Regions from separate parts of the Homo sapiens genome. Here region 1 is linked to region 2. A link is an interaction called in ENCODE POLR2A ChIA-PET data of the cell type or tissue named here. Cell type or tissue: Panc1. All regions are shown on one strand. Links, peaks and the distances in the headings refer to the core of each region. The heading gives the core; the rest is flanking DNA.

Evidence for each region. ChIA-PET counts read pairs that join two places held together with the same protein. Peaks named below come from ENCODE experiments on the same cell type or tissue, not always from the same donor. Only the 100,000 strongest peaks of a DNase experiment are listed, where the experiment ranks them.
Region 1: POLR2A ChIA-PET joins it to region 2 with 5 read pairs; 2 of 35 experiments call an interaction of 5 or more read pairs at or near these places.

What each region holds. Positions count from the first base shown.
Region 1 is chr5:58,205,734-58,208,777 of GRCh38, reverse strand. All of the region lies in intron 2 of LOC105378983 (a long non-coding RNA gene), which reads left to right. Among named protein-coding and RNA genes, the nearest start is that of LINC02101, 85 kb to the right of the region's middle. In Panc1, for the core only: no CTCF peak of the experiment used is centred there; no DNase peak of the experiment used is centred there; H3K27ac peaks cover 1,229 bases.
Region 2 is chr5:58,453,395-58,456,438 of GRCh38, reverse strand. It overlaps PLK2 (polo like kinase 2), which reads left to right. Exons shown (of 14, transcript NM_006622.4): 10 at 284-413; 11 at 660-900; 12 at 1,025-1,154; 13 at 1,418-1,528; 14 at 1,665-2,457. The coding sequence ends at 1,856. Among named protein-coding and RNA genes, the nearest start is that of PLK2, 5.2 kb to the left of the region's middle. RefSeq lists an enhancer at 1-208. In Panc1, for the core only: no CTCF peak of the experiment used is centred there; no DNase peak of the experiment used is centred there; H3K4me3 peaks cover 2,500 bases; H3K27ac peaks cover 2,500 bases.

The sequences.
Region 1 (3,044 bases), core at 248-2,747, 250 kb after region 2:
TATGAAGCTGAGTAGAAGAGCAGGTGCCAGGGAGATTTGGGACTTTATTTTGGTCAGCTTCTCCGTGTGAGTATGTATTATTTTTGAAACTTGAAATAAATATCTAACAAAAAACATTTTTAAGGGATCAAGTAAACAAACAAACAAACAAAATAAACAGGAGACTCATACAGCATGATGAAGTAGAAGCATGGGGTTTTGGAGACAGCCAGATTGAGTTAATAACTGCAGTTTCCTCATGTAAAATAGAAATAATACCTACCTCTACACAAAGCACAAGGCACACTTGTGCTTGGCAGTCAGTAGGCAGAAACCAAATGTCGCTGGTGTTACTGGAGGAAGAAAGTTTTCCAGGTGGGAGTAGAAAGAAACAGGGGATATAGGATGGGCAGGATGGGAAGCAGATTTTCCTTAAAATCTCCAGATCAATTCACAGAATTAGAAATTTGGAACTGTGGTACCAGAATGGAGCATGCTGAGACATACTTATGCACAATATTTGAACCACTGTTCTTCTCTCAGTAACCCTAGAATTTCAGGCTAGCAGCTGAGAGAAACTGATGGACTCTACTTCCAAAGGTTCCGTTATTCATCAGCTCTGAGAACCAAGTGCAAACTGTTGATGTCTCTGAAATTCAAGACTCTCATTGAAAGATTTTTCAGTTTGTGACTTGGAAAGGAGGGCCAATTGTGATGCTTCTAGGGTTACAATGCAAATCAGAAAGCAGAGAAGAAAGAGAGTGGGGAATAACAGAAATGTTTCAATTGGGCAAATATCCCTGTCAAGCATCAGGTAGGTAAATTACTGCTGGAAGGAATTCATTCTAACCCAGCTGTGCTCTGTCTTGATGGCTTATGGTTTTATTCTCAAAAGCAATTAACCTCAAGATAAAACACAGGGCAGAGGTAAAACCAAAGTTGTGCATAAAAAATGCACTGGTGATCTCAACTCAGAACTAGAAGGAACCGATCTGGAACGATCAGCCAATCAGGCTCAGGACTACTAGGAGGCAACCCAAGAATTGCCAGCAACTACCAGGAGAAAGAAGAGAGAAGAAAGGACCCTCCCCTAGAGGCTTCAGAGACAGGAAGACACTGCCAAAACTTGATCAAATGTCTAGCCTCCAGAATTGTAAAAGAATACATTGCTGTTGTTATAAGCCACCCAGTGTGTGGGGTTTTGTTAGGGCAGCTTTAAGAAATTAATACACATTTTAATCTAGGAGTTAAAAAAACAAATCTAGCTGTGACCTCCTTCTTTCAGAGGTAAACTTTAGGACTTAAAATTGGAGAGCCTGGTTATTGGTTAAGAAAATAAAGTTTTCTCTATCTTATTATAGACAGGACATGCATGTCATTATTCTAAAACTTACTGCACAGAGGAGGTGGGAGAATAGATGATATCATATATTTATATCCCTGTCTTATCGGTGCTAGTTTGTCAAGCTCTGGCAGGGAATTTTTTCAATTCATTAACTTACATATTTATATATTTAAATATTAAAGATCACAAGATAAACTTGCAGCAAGAATCTGGTAATTCTCCCTAATTGAATCTGGTGTCCTGTACAGTTCTATTGGCCTTCTTCTGGGTGAGCCATGGAGGTTTCCTGTCTGAGGCAGTTCTGTGGCAGAATGCATCTGGCTCATTTTAAAGTTCTCACCATTATTTGCAGATAGCTTTTTGTCTTTCTTTCAGCACACACTCAAAGTACTTTTTGTAAATAGTCTTGCAGATATTTTGCTTTCCTTCAACATATTCTGCAAAATACTGCATCTTGTTCTACTTGCTTATCTAGATGATAGCATTTTAATCTTTTCTTAAACTTGATCCTCACAGGAGCATAAATACCGTGTTTTCTTTGCCTAATGCATTATTTCTCACTATTTGCAGTTAGATTCTGTCTTTGGTAGACAGAATGCATCAAGCGACATCATGGTACTTCCTGTGTAACACATTAAATACTCTTTAGCATCCTCAGCTCAATTCATGTCTATTATACCTGTAGCAAAAGACAATCTGGATTTAGTTAACCCATCTGCCATCTTCCACTGTAGCAAATAAATAGAAAAACTGTTTATTTTCATGAAATTATCTCATATTTTGAATGACCCTTATATTTCACATGGAGGCTGTTATTTCTGCATAATTTGTTGATGTGATTAGTGCTTTGAATTCCTTTAGTTTATCATGAAATAATGTTTCAGTTAAAGTGCAAACTATTATTTATTCCAATAGAAACACCTGCAGACACAAGCTAACATGCGATCCATGAATACGGCAGTGAAATGTAACAAATTCCTGGTATCAACAGGGTTATCAGTCACCCTAATTCATAGGCGAAAATGCATTATTATTTACATTCTAAACCTGGAAAAATTTTCATTAGCAAATTTCTGTTTTTCCACTTATTGTATAGAATTCTGTCAGCATGCCCTTTTGCCAAATAAAATGGAACTATTATTACAAATTACTTGAGGTAAAAAAGATTTGCTCTTTGGGAGAAACAGCATTTATGCTTTTAAAAAGCAGAGCTATTTAGTAAAACTGATTTGTTTAACATCTGTTTGTGTAGAATTTATAACATAACCATAAGGTCTAAATATTTAAAGCAATATTGGACAAAAAAGTGGTCAGGGACCAGAATTAATTAGGGAAGACTTACTTAAACAGAACTGAACCCAGGTTTGACGGAAGTAATAAAGTAGATTGGCAGGGAGGAAAGACATCTAGGAAAAAGGAGACCAGAAGTTTTAGCTTAACTCTAATACATTAATAAGTCTGCTCTCTGGTAACTCACATAACCTATCTGGGCCCCTGCTTCCCATTGAAAAAATACATTGGCTGGAGTTCATGACTCCCACAGTTTAAATCTGTTAATATTCTATAAAGAATGGTAGAAAGACAAAAGTGGCAAAAAATGATGTTATTGGAGCAGAATTTATTATCCATTCTAAGTTACTTTCTTGAAGACAGAGAGAAAGGTACACATTTTTGTTGGTAGGGTTTGAATATTTATTTAATAATATTATAGCTATTTTAT
Region 2 (3,044 bases), core at 348-2,847:
TTATTAATTAGCACTTGGACTATGATTATCATGGTTCAAATATGTCATATTTACTTAAAGTTTTTCTTCAAACCCTTTGAAAGGGAAGTTAAAACTAAAAGGAAGTCTTTTAGTTTTACAGTGCATGCAAGTGAGTTTACTGCGTTATCTTTTATCTGGCTTGTGTCCATTGCTTTTTGATGAGCTTTCCCAGCAATTGCCTCACTCTCATCTTAATCTGGAATTCTCACCCTTAAATGAATTTAGATGCTTGACTCATTGCATAAATCTTCTCTCTTCTAAGGAGCTCCAGCCACCTACCACCACAGTTGCCAGGTCTGGAACACCCGCAGTAGAAAACAAGCAGCAGATTGGGGATGCTATTCGGATGATAGTCAGAGGGACTCTTGGCAGCTGTAGCAGCAGCAGTGAATGTAAGTGGTTGTCAATCGTATTTTAAATAATGAAACTCGAAATGCCAGTGCTAAATACATAATAATTTAAGTCAATTTACTTTGTAGCTTAATTTAACATAGAAGTAGTAAGATTACAGGAATTGGAAAATAATCTTGAGTTCTATGTCTTTCGAATTAATGGAGTGAAACTTAGCATCTACCAAAGCCTGAGGTTTTATTGCTAAAATATTGTATAACTTGAAACATTTCTGTCTGACTTTTCAGGCCTTGAAGACAGTACCATGGGAAGTGTTGCAGACACAGTGGCAAGGGTTCTTCGGGGATGTCTGGAAAACATGCCGGAAGCTGATTGCATTCCCAAAGAGCAGCTGAGCACATCATTTCAGTGGGTCACCAAATGGGTTGATTACTCTAACAAATATGGCTTTGGGTACCAGCTCTCAGACCACACCGTCGGTGTCCTTTTCAACAATGGTGCTCACATGAGCCTCCTTCCAGACAAAAAGTAAGTGTATCAATTAATGAAATCCTGTCAGTTCTCTAGTCTTGCACTAAAGAAATCTAAAAACAATGATTAACTGCTTCTATTTTTTTTTCCTCTTCTCTCCCTTTCGTTCCTGTTTTTATAGAACAGTTCACTATTACGCAGAGCTTGGCCAATGCTCAGTTTTCCCAGCAACAGATGCTCCTGAGCAATTTATTAGTCAAGTGACGGTGCTGAAATACTTTTCTCATTACATGGAGGAGAACCTCATGGATGTAAGTACTGTGGCTTTAGAGTGGTGACATTTGAAGTGTAGGCCACAAAGCAGTAGTGTCTGCATCACTTTGAAGCTTGTTAGAAACAGATTCTCCTGACCTACCGTTGGTGTACTGAATCAGAATCTCCGGGAGGTGGAGGCAGGGATTTCCAAAGCCATTCTGATGCTTGCTTAAGTTTGAGAGGATTTTCTTAGAATAATAATAGAGTGCATGCTACAAAATCTTTGTAGGCACTAACTCACTCTCCTAATCTCTTCCAGGGTGGAGATCTGCCTAGTGTTACTGATATTCGAAGACCTCGGCTCTACCTCCTTCAGTGGCTAAAATCTGATAAGGCCCTAATGATGCTCTTTAATGATGGCACCTTTCAGGTAAATGAACTCTTCAGGAAAGTGCACGTTTAGGTCCTAAACAGAAAGATTTGTACCTAGACAGTTTAGTGATTGACTGAACTTTTCTAATTCTCGAATATTTTGAGAGATCTAATGTCTATGTTTATTTTTTAAGGTGAATTTCTACCATGATCATACAAAAATCATCATCTGTAGCCAAAATGAAGAATACCTTCTCACCTACATCAATGAGGATAGGATATCTACAACTTTCAGGCTGACAACTCTGCTGATGTCTGGCTGTTCATCAGAATTAAAAAATCGAATGGAATATGCCCTGAACATGCTCTTACAAAGATGTAACTGAAAGACTTTTCGAATGGACCCTATGGGACTCCTCTTTTCCACTGTGAGATCTACAGGGAAGCCAAAAGAATGATCTAGAGTATGTTGAAGAAGATGGACATGTGGTGGTACGAAAACAATTCCCCTGTGGCCTGCTGGACTGGTTGGAACCAGAACAGGCTAAGGCATACAGTTCTTGACTTTGGACAATCCAAGAGTGAACCAGAATGCAGTTTTCCTTGAGATACCTGTTTTAAAAGGTTTTTCAGACAATTTTGCAGAAAGGTGCATTGATTCTTAAATTCTCTCTGTTGAGAGCATTTCAGCCAGAGGACTTTGGAACTGTGAATATACTTCCTGAAGGGGAGGGAGAAGGGAGGAAGCTCCCATGTTGTTTAAAGGCTGTAATTGGAGCAGCTTTTGGCTGCGTAACTGTGAACTATGGCCATATATAATTTTTTTTCATTAATTTTTGAAGATACTTGTGGCTGGAAAAGTGCATTCCTTGTTAATAAACTTTTTATTTATTACAGCCCAAAGAGCAGTATTTATTATCAAAATGTCTTTTTTTTTATGTTGACCATTTTAAACCGTTGGCAATAAAGAGTATGAAAACGCAGAAATAATGGTCTCCTGTCTTTAGTAGAACTCTTCACCACATCGTTACATTTTTTGATAAGATCGTGCCAAGCAGTGCCAAGAAGCCACTGAGTATAGAAGCATACTAGAGAGTTAGATCTTTAATTTTTTCTAACTACAGTTTCTAGGAAGTCTAATACCTGAAGTACAATCATAAACTTTCAGAGTAGATCTAGCTTAAGAACACCATTCTTCTTACAACCAAAATATAAGCCTCCTACAAAATCCAAACCCAATTTCTCTCTGTAGTATTTCTTCAAAACTTGTTTAGCTTGGAGGTGAAGCCAGATTAAATAGATCTCTGTTATTCAGTGTCAATAGGTACAGGAAGTTTATCTTAATATGGGCAAAACTCTGAATTAGAATACATGCACCACCTAAACATATTACTCAGCATAAACCTGCCTAAACACTTCCAGTGCCACTGGCAGTACTAGCACATAATTCCAGTAGTGAGAAATACTTTGTGAATAAGTCATTTTATTTTCCTTCTGGTGCATGGTAGTTGAGGAGTGGTATGGGAACCAAGTTGTGGTTTGGGGTCCATCTTTTAATCTATTAAATTAAGAGG